Linked DNA regions of Homo sapiens: region 1 is linked to region 2. A link is a contact called in ENCODE Hi-C or POLR2A ChIA-PET data. All regions are on one chromosome and are shown on one strand. The core of a region is the stretch at or near the end of the contact, and the rest is flanking DNA. Distances in the headings are between cores, read along the strand shown. Region 1 overlaps CAMK2B (calcium/calmodulin dependent protein kinase II beta). Region 2 holds the start of YKT6 (YKT6 vesicular SNARE protein).

Region 1 (4,595 bases), core at 874-3,373, 110 kb before region 2:
CCCTTGTCCCAGCCCCCTGCAGGGAGGAGCACCAGCCTGGCTGTGGTGAGACCACTCTCTCCTCTCTGGGGCCTGGCCTGGTGCCCGCCCACTCCTCTGGGACAGTGCACAGCACAGTCGCAGTGGTTTGTGGAATCCGCGTTGGTGGTAGGAGCCTACTAGGCCAGGCGGGCAGTGCTGGGCAGGGCTCTGGGGTCCGTTTCAGCCTAGCCAGACCTGAGGACACAACCCCCCTGACAGGGCTAAGCCAAGCCAGGCTGGTCACCGCAGCTCAGTTCCCTCAGTGCCTTTGCTGGACCCTTCTGGGCCTTCCGGCTGGCAGGCAGTAAAGGGCAGGCTGGCCATGGACAGAGGCCCCGGGGAGGGATGGTCTGCTCAGCCCCTGGTCTCTTGTGAGGAGAGACGAGGGGCTCGCACACCGCCTGATGTGCAAGGCCTGCTGCTGGGCAAAGTGCCTTCTCTGTGCCTCATGGCCAGTCTTGGGGCTAGTGGTCTGCATTCCCTGAGTAGGACGGGGCCTTGCCCTCCGGACAAGGTGGGATATGGGGGGCCCGCACCTCCCTCTCTCTGTAATGTCACTCCTGCCTTCATCTTCCCAAAGTAGACACGTTGGTGGAACCTTGTCCTGCCCTCCGGGTGTCCCTGTGGATCCAGCTCAGAGAGGGCAGCAGTGTGGTTCTGAAGGGGATGACCAAGGAAGTGGGGGGATGCACAGGAGGAGGGCCAGCAGCTCCCAATCAGGGAAGGCAAGCTGTGAGGAGAGGAGGGGGACATGGGATGCGAGCCGGGGGCAGGGGGATGGGGACCCAGGAGCAGGACACCATGCTGGGCGCCACCACACACAGGCATGGGGCAGGCCCTGTCTCTCTTCCCCCAGCCACCTGGGCCTTCCTATCTGGCATCCTGGCTCCACCTACCATGGGCACTTCTTTCATCCCACAGCTCAGCTTGTCCCTGGAATTTCTCAGGTGAGAGTCAGGATGGCAGCTCCGGCAATTAGCCATCTGCACATCTGGATTTTAGGGGCAAAGAGGAGAAGAGACGTGCCTTGTGCTTAAAGTGTTCACATTCCTGTTAGGGAACAGAACAAGAACGTGCCTGCCCCATGCCTCCTGGGCACATCCCGTGTGGGTGAGGCCACAGCAGGCCCTCCCAGCATTTGGGCTACATGAGGTGAATGGGTGGTTTCCCTCATATGGAAAGAGCTCCTATAGGTCAAAAAGGCCTGGAATCCCAGCGCTTTGGGAGGCCCAGGTGGGAGGATCACTTAGGCTAGGAGATCAAGGCTGCAGTGAGCTGCAGTCACACCACTGCACTCCAGCCTGGGTGACAGAATGAGGCCCCCCAGTTAAAAAAAAATGGCCAAAACCCCAGTTGAAGTACGGATGACAGCAGCAACAGCTCACAGAAAAATAAATGAAAGCTTTCAGTGGGTAAAAACAGGAAAACAAATTCAACAAGGGTCAGCTCTCAGCGTTCCCCTCAGAGTTCCCACAGGCTCCTTCCAGGTGGCCCTAGGCTAATGGGCCACCTCCACCAGACTCTGGCTAAGCGCATCTCATGAGGCCAGGACCAAGGCCCTAGGACACAGGCACCGTAGCCTTGTCCCAGGGAGTAGGTTGGCCCCTGATGTGCGTGACAGCCTCTCCATGTGGGCAGGGGAGGAATTCCAAAGATGCAGTGAGCCCTGGCAGACCATTCCCAGTGCCAGGGGCCAGATGGCGCCAATGACACAGGAGGCCCCAGGCTGAGCCTCCTGAAACCCTCCTCTTCACACACCCTCCCCTGCTCACACCCTCCTCCCCCTGATCACACCCTCCTCCTTCTGCTTACCCCCTCTTCTCCCTGCTCACACCCTCCTCCCCCTGCTGACAACTTCCTCCCCCTGCTGACAACTTCCTCCCCCTTCTCACACCCTCCTCCGCCTGCTCACACCCTCTTCCCTCTGCTCACACCCTCCTCCCCTTGCTCACACCCTCTTCCCTCTGCTCACACCCTCCTCCCCTTGCTCATACCCTCCTCCTGTTCACACCCTCCTCTCTCTGCTCACACCCTCCTCCCTCTGCTCACACCCTCCTCCCTCTGCTCACACCCTCCTCCCCCTGCTCACACCCTCCTCCTGCTCACACCCTCCATCCCCTGCTCAGACCCTCCTCCCCCTGCTCAGACCCTCCTCCCCCTGCTCACCGCCTCCTCTCCCTGCTCACACCCTCTTCTTCCTGCTCACACCCTCCTCCTCCTGCTCACACCCTCCTCCCCTTTCTCACATCCTCCTCCCCCTACTCACCCCCTTCTCTTCCTGCTCACACCCTCTTCCCCCTGCTCACACCGTCTTCCTGCTCACACCCTCCTCCTCCTGCTCACACCTTCCTTCCCCTGCTCACACCCTCCTCATTCTACTCACACTCTCCTACCCCTGCCCTTACCCTCCTCCCCTGCCCACACCCTCCTCCCCTGCTCGCATCCTCCTCCCCCTGCCCACACCCTCCTCCTCCTGCCCACACCCTCCTCCTGCTCACTGGTTTCAGCATGGCCAGATTGAGTGACAGTTCTCCAGCAACCCCTGTGCATTATCTGCATAATCCACCACATGCTTCAAGGCTGGGTCCAGGGCTAAGAGACAGGCTGGACCTCTCCACCCTAGAGGCTAGGCCTGACCTGCAGGCCTCCCCTAGTCTGTTGGAAGAGCATGGGCACAGTGGGCTACAGGTGTTCCTGGGTGGTCCTCCCTCCTGTCTTCATCTCTGTATTTATTTTGCTCTTTGCTTAATGCAGACCTCCCCACTGGGGTCATGGCCATTGTTCTGGGGCACAGCTCCTGTGGGGTTGCTAAAGGAAGACATTTGTTGCTGAAGATTTCTGGAGGATATGGTTCACCTGAGAGAACGGAGAAGTGAAAGAGAAAGATGGATGCTGATACAGAATGAGCAGAAGTCCCAGACCCTCCCTGGAAGGGGGAACTTCCCACCGAGGCTGCACAGGACAGGCTGGATTTACGGGGATCCCAGCCCAGCCCACCGTGGCTTTCAGAACCCCCAGTCAGACTGGCTCCCCTGTGAGCCCTCTCCTCAGGAAGAGTGCTCACCCCCTCTCCTCTCTCACTCCCATGGGGAGCATGTAATTTCAGCCCCTAGGTGGTTTCTGGCCTGTCAGGTTCTCCTCCCTCCTGACCCTCAACCCCCCTCCCTCTGGGTATTTGGGGTATGTAGAGGGAGGCCACATCATCCCCCCTTGCAGTCCCCTCTCAAGTGGTGCCTGGTCAATGTTTAACAGAGGGGTGGGGTCCCTGGTGGGTGGTGTTTGCCCATTTCTGTGGTATGAAGATGCCCACCGTGGCCAATGTCAAGCTAACAACATGACATCAGCTGGCTCGCAAGAATCCAGAAAATGTGAAAGTCTGTTCTCTAGCTGGAAGAGCTGTCTCTGACACCCACTGCCTCTGCCTTGGCCCAGCCAGCGTGACCGAGTGATGGAGTGAGCCAAGACGGCACCCAAGGCCTCTCGCCCCTGTCTTGGTCCTGCTGCCAACTCCCGGCCCTGCTTCTTCCCACTCTCAGGGCTCTACTTGGCTCAAGTCCTGTGATTCATTTTCCTCTTGCTCCCACCTCCCCCACCTCACAGGGGTGCCCCGTCCATCTCCCCAGGAGACTGTTTTTGAGCCAGTGCAGGGCACCTCAGGGGACCTGTGCAGGGCGGCAAGAGGTTGATTGGGGGGCTTGGGGATTTTTTGTTTCATTTTGTTTTGTTTTTGAGACTGGGGCTTGCTCTGCCACCCAGTCTGGGGTGCAGAGGTGCATCATAACTCACTGTAACCTTGAACTCCTGGGCTCAAGCAATCCTCCCACCTTGGCCTCCCAAAGTGCTGGGATTATAGGCATGAGCCACTGTGCCTGGCTAGGGGAGAGGGGTCTGGTTTGATCCCACCTCCACATCCATGCTGCCATGGTCTCAGCAGAGCATTCAGTGCCTGTCCCTTCCTGTGACATGGGGAGCATAGCCCCATCTTTCACTGTGGCCTGAGAGCCCTGAAGGGAACCCTTATACACTGAGAGGGCCATGCGTAGGTGGGTATTACAGTCAGGATGTCTCCCGGGGTGATGACAGCTCCAGGGGAAGACTTTAGAGTCCCTGAAACACCTTTTCCTAATGTTGTTCAGGGCCTCAGGTCACAGTGAAGTTTTAAATTTCACTATATGGCAAATATATAGGCATTTTCCTTGTGATACATGCTTTTCTGCCTATGGTTTTAAAAAGTCCTTCTCTATCCTGGTGTTTTAAAGATACAATTTTTTTCTCTTTACAATGAAAAAGAAATTAATGGGCTTCATTTTTAGAGCAGTTTTGTCTGTATGGAAAAATTGGATTGAAAGTATAAAGTTCCCATATTCCCCTTCACCATTCCCCACCCCTGTTGTTAACATCTGGCATTAGTTTGGCATATTTGTTACAATGATGGACCAATATTAATATATTATTAACTAAAGCCCATAGCTTACATTAGGGTTTGCTCTTGCTGTTGTAGATTATATGAGCTTGGACAAATGTAGAATGACATGTATCTGTCATTACAGTGTCACACAGAGTAGTTTCACCTG
Region 2 (4,138 bases), core at 747-3,246:
TACAAGTGAAATCTCTGAGAATCTTAAGTACTAATGGGAAGGAAAAAGGAAAAAGAATCAGAGCCAAGTTGGCACCAAAAGTTCCATCTGAGAAAAGCAACAACACAGAGCAGTGAATGTAGGCCATGGTAAAGACTGCAAAGACCAAGAACCCCAAGAAGGAGCTAAAAGATAATGCAGCAATTCCGCTTCTGGGTAAATACCAAAAAAATGCGAGCAGGGTCTTGAAGAGATATTTGTACATCCATGTTCATAGCAGTATCATTCACAATGGCTGAAATGTGGAAGCAACCCAGGTGTCCACTGACAGATGAACAGATAAGCAAAATGTGGTGAATAATACAATGGATTATTCAGCCTTAAAAAGGAAAGAAATTCTGATATATGCAACAAGATGCATGAGCCTTGAGGACATTATGCTACATGAAATAAGCCAGACACACAAAAACTATATGATTCCATTTATCTAAGGTCGCCAGAAAAGTCAAAATCACAGAGACAAATTAGAATGGCAGTTGCCATGGGCTGGGGGAGAAGGGAATGTGTTTAATAGACACGAATTTGATAAAAAGGAGTTCTGGAGACGATTGACAGTGATGGCTGCACAACACTATCAATCTATTTCATATCAATGCACTCACTACACGCTTAAAGATAGTGAAGATAAATTTTGTGTACCATTTTACCACAATTAAAAATATTTTTTTAAAAGAACTCAAAGAAGCAGAAAGTTTCAACAAAATAACATTTTTTTTTTTTTACATCCAGCAAGTCCTTGGCAAAGAACTCTCATCAAGAACCAGCTGCACTGAAGCAGGGAAAACAGAATCCAAACGGCAGATTCCATCAGATTTTGAGACAAGATGACCATAGATACCGACCATGTAGGGTCCTCCTTCTTTCGTGCCTGAGTCACCCCAATCCCTCCCACGAATGGTCTGGAAGTGTCTGTGTTACTTCTAACACGTTCCAGCAATTAAAGCGCCCCAGAAACAAGTAAAAGCCTGTAAGCCCTACAGATCCCATGCTTCATTTGCATCTTCCGTGTGGAATCCTTTTGTACCACTAGTGTCCAACTAAAAAGCGTTAAACCTGGCTTTCAGTTCTAGCTGGTTGTGATATAACCTCTTGGTACCTCAGTGACTTCACCCATTAAAAACAAACAAAAAAAAGTATATCACTATCTCTCATACAGAATTGTTGGGAAGCCCCGCAAGAAAATCAAAATATGGCTCTCAAGATGCGGCACCCAAGCTCCCAGAGTCAGAATCACTGGGTGGGAAGTGTTGGTCTAAAATATAAATACCGAGGCCTCAATCTACTAATTCAGAACATCTTGGCATGAAGCTTGGAAATCTGCACTACTTCACAGTCTCCTTAAAATTTTTACACGACAGAAATTTGAAAAACACTGAGTAGAGAACTATATTCTAGAATGGTATAAGCTCTTAAAGAGCTAATGTTGGTTCCTCAAAGGTAGAGTCCACGGCCAGATTCCATTATAGGAGACCAAGCCCGGACAGCAGACCCCGGGCCCTCCCCACCCCGCCCCGCCTCTGACTCGGACACCAGCCTTCTCAGACCCCGGGCACTCGGCCACCCCGCCCTGCCCCTACCCTTGGCCTCCTCCACCCTCCCCTCATCCCTCCGCCGACCCCAGGCCCACTCCGACTCGGACCCCCACCCCAGTCCTCTCCGCCCGACCGCCACGGCCCACCAGCCTGTGCCGCTCACCTGGATCTCTGGAAAAAGCTGAAGGAAGACACATCGTATGCGGCTTTGAGCAGCACCACCTTGGCCTCGCCTTTGTAGAGGACGCTGAGGCTGTACAGCTTCATGGCTCCGCGCCCTCAGGCCGCCCGCCTGCCCAGCTGCGGGACCCGTTCTCAGGGAGCAGCGCGGCCGCCGCCCCTCGGGACCGCCGCCGCCTACCGGCCTCTCAGCAGCCGGCTGCTGACGGGGCCACCGCCGGCTTCCTCCTCCTGGCTCGCAATCCACTTCCGGATCCGGTCAGCCTGGTTGAGGGTTCTCATACTCCGGATGCAGAAATGTGAGCCCGGAAGTACAATGCAGCGAGGGGCGGGATGCCACGCCTCGCGTAAGCTTGGCCCCTCCCTGCTCGCCAGGTGGAGTCGGGCGCGCGGCGGGATACCGTACTGTCTTGTGCTGGGTGGTGCTGGGCCTCCCACAGCGGCCTGAACCCTTCTTTTTTTTTTTTTTCTTTTCTTTCTTTTTTTAAAGTAAGCATTTTTTTTATTATTATACTTTAAGTTTTAGGGTACATGTGCACAACGTGCAGGTTTGTTACATATGTATACATGTGCCATGTTGGTGTGCTGCACCCATTAACTCGTCATTTAGCATTAAGTATATCTCCTAATGCTATCCCTCCCCCCTCCCCCCACCCCACAACAGTCCCCGGTGTGTGATGTTCGCCTTCCTGTGTCCATGTGTTCTTATTGTTCAATTCCCACCTATGAGTGAGAACATGCGGTGTTTGGTTTTTTGTCCTTGCAATAGTTTGCTGAGAATGATGGTTTCCAGCTTCATCCATGTCCCTACAAAGGACATGAACTCATCATTTTTTATGGCTGCATAGTATTCCATGGTGTATATGTGCCACATTTTAGGAGGAGCTTGTACCATTCCTTCTGAAACTATTCCAATCAAAAGAAAAAGAGAGAATCCTCCCTAACTCATTTTATGAGGCCAGCATCATCCTGATACCAAAGGGTGGCAGAGAGAGACACAACAAAAAAAGAATTTTAGACCAATATCCTTGATGAACATTGAAGCAAAAATCCTCAGTAAAATACTGGCAAACCGAATCCAGCAACACATCAAAAAGCTTATCCACCATGATCAAGTGGGCTTCATCCCTGGGATGCAAGGCTGGTTCAACATACGAAAATCAGTAAACGTAATCCAGCATATAAACAGAACCAAAGACAAAAACCACATGATTATCTCAATAGATGCAGAAAAGGCCTTTGACAAAATTCAACAACCCTCATGCTAAAAACTCTCAATAAATTAGGTATTGATGGGACGTATCTCAAAATAATAAGAGCTATCTATGACAAACCCACAGCCAATATCATACTGAATGGACAAAAACTGGAAGCATTCCCTTTGAAAACTGGCACAAGACTGGGATGCCCTCTCTCACCACTCCTTTTCAACATAGTGTTGGAAGTTCTGGCCAGGGCAATCAGGTAGGAGAAGGAAATAAAGGGTATTCAATTAAGAAAAGAGGAAGTCAAATTGTCCCTGTTTGCAGATGACATGATTGTATATCTAGAAAACCCCATCGTCTCAGCCCAAAATCTCCTTAAGCTGATAAGCAACTTCAGCAAAGTCTCAGGATACAAAATCAATGTGCAAAAATCACAAGCAGTCTTATACACCAATAACAGACAGAGAGCCAAATCATGAGTGAACTCCCATTCACAATTGCTTCAAAGAGAATAAAATACCTAGGAATCCAACTTACAAGGGATGTGAAGGACCTCTTCAAGGAGAACTACAAACGACTGCTCAATGAAATAAAAGAGGATACAAACAAATGGAAGAACATTCCATGCTCATGGGTAGGAAGAATCAGTATCGTGAAAATGGCCATACTGCCCAAGGTAATTTATAGATTCAATGCCATCCCTATCAAGCTACCAATGACTTTCTTCACAGAATTGGAAAAAACTAAAGTTCATATGGAACCAAAAAAGAGCCCGCATTGCCAAGTCAATCCTAAGCCAAAAGAACAAAGCTGGAGGCATCACACTACCTGACTTCTAACTATACTACAAGGCTACAGTAACCAAAACAGCATGCTACTGGTACCAAAACAGAGATATAGAGCAATGGAACAGAACAGAGCCCTCAGAAATAATGCCGCATATCTACAAGCATCTGATCTTTGACAAACCTGACAAAAACAAGCAATGGGGAAAGGATTCCCTATTTAATAAATGGTGCTGGGAAAACTGGCTAGCCATATGTAGAAAGCTGAAACTGGATCCCTTCCTTACACCTTATACAAAAATTAATTCAAGATGGATTAAAGACTTACATGTTAGACCTAAAACCATAAAAACCCTAGAAGAAAACCTAGGCAATACCATTCAGGACATAGGCATGG

Evidence for each region. A loop is a pair of places that touch in the nucleus more often than their neighbours do. ChIA-PET counts read pairs that join two places held with the same protein, here RNA polymerase II (POLR2A). Pooled maps may share reads with other maps.
Region 1: a pooled map shows a loop between it and region 2 (6-fold over the local background). The contact joins the enhancer-like site here to the promoter of YKT6 in region 2. A Hi-C loop is called at or near these places in 1 of 168 maps with a recorded cell type or tissue (endothelial cell of hepatic sinusoid) and 7 of 50 pooled maps. POLR2A ChIA-PET finds 5 or more read pairs at or near these places in 2 of 52 experiments (B cell and WTC11).

Annotation. Positions count from the first base shown.
Region 1 is chr7:44,304,638-44,309,232 of GRCh38, reverse strand. All of the region lies in intron 1 of CAMK2B (calcium/calmodulin dependent protein kinase II beta), which reads left to right. Among named protein-coding and RNA genes, the nearest start is that of CAMK2B, 19 kb to the left of the region's middle. RefSeq lists enhancers at 1-347, 2,943-2,992. Within about 2 kb of position 2,123, at least 6 of the 41 ENCODE cell types and tissues checked have a DNase peak (open chromatin) inside an H3K27ac peak, as active enhancers do.
Region 2 is chr7:44,198,836-44,202,973 of GRCh38, reverse strand. YKT6 (YKT6 vesicular SNARE protein) reads right to left here and starts at 1,996. Exons shown (of 7, transcript NM_006555.4): 1 at 1,735-1,996. The coding sequence starts at 1,838. RefSeq lists a silencer at 1,820-1,889.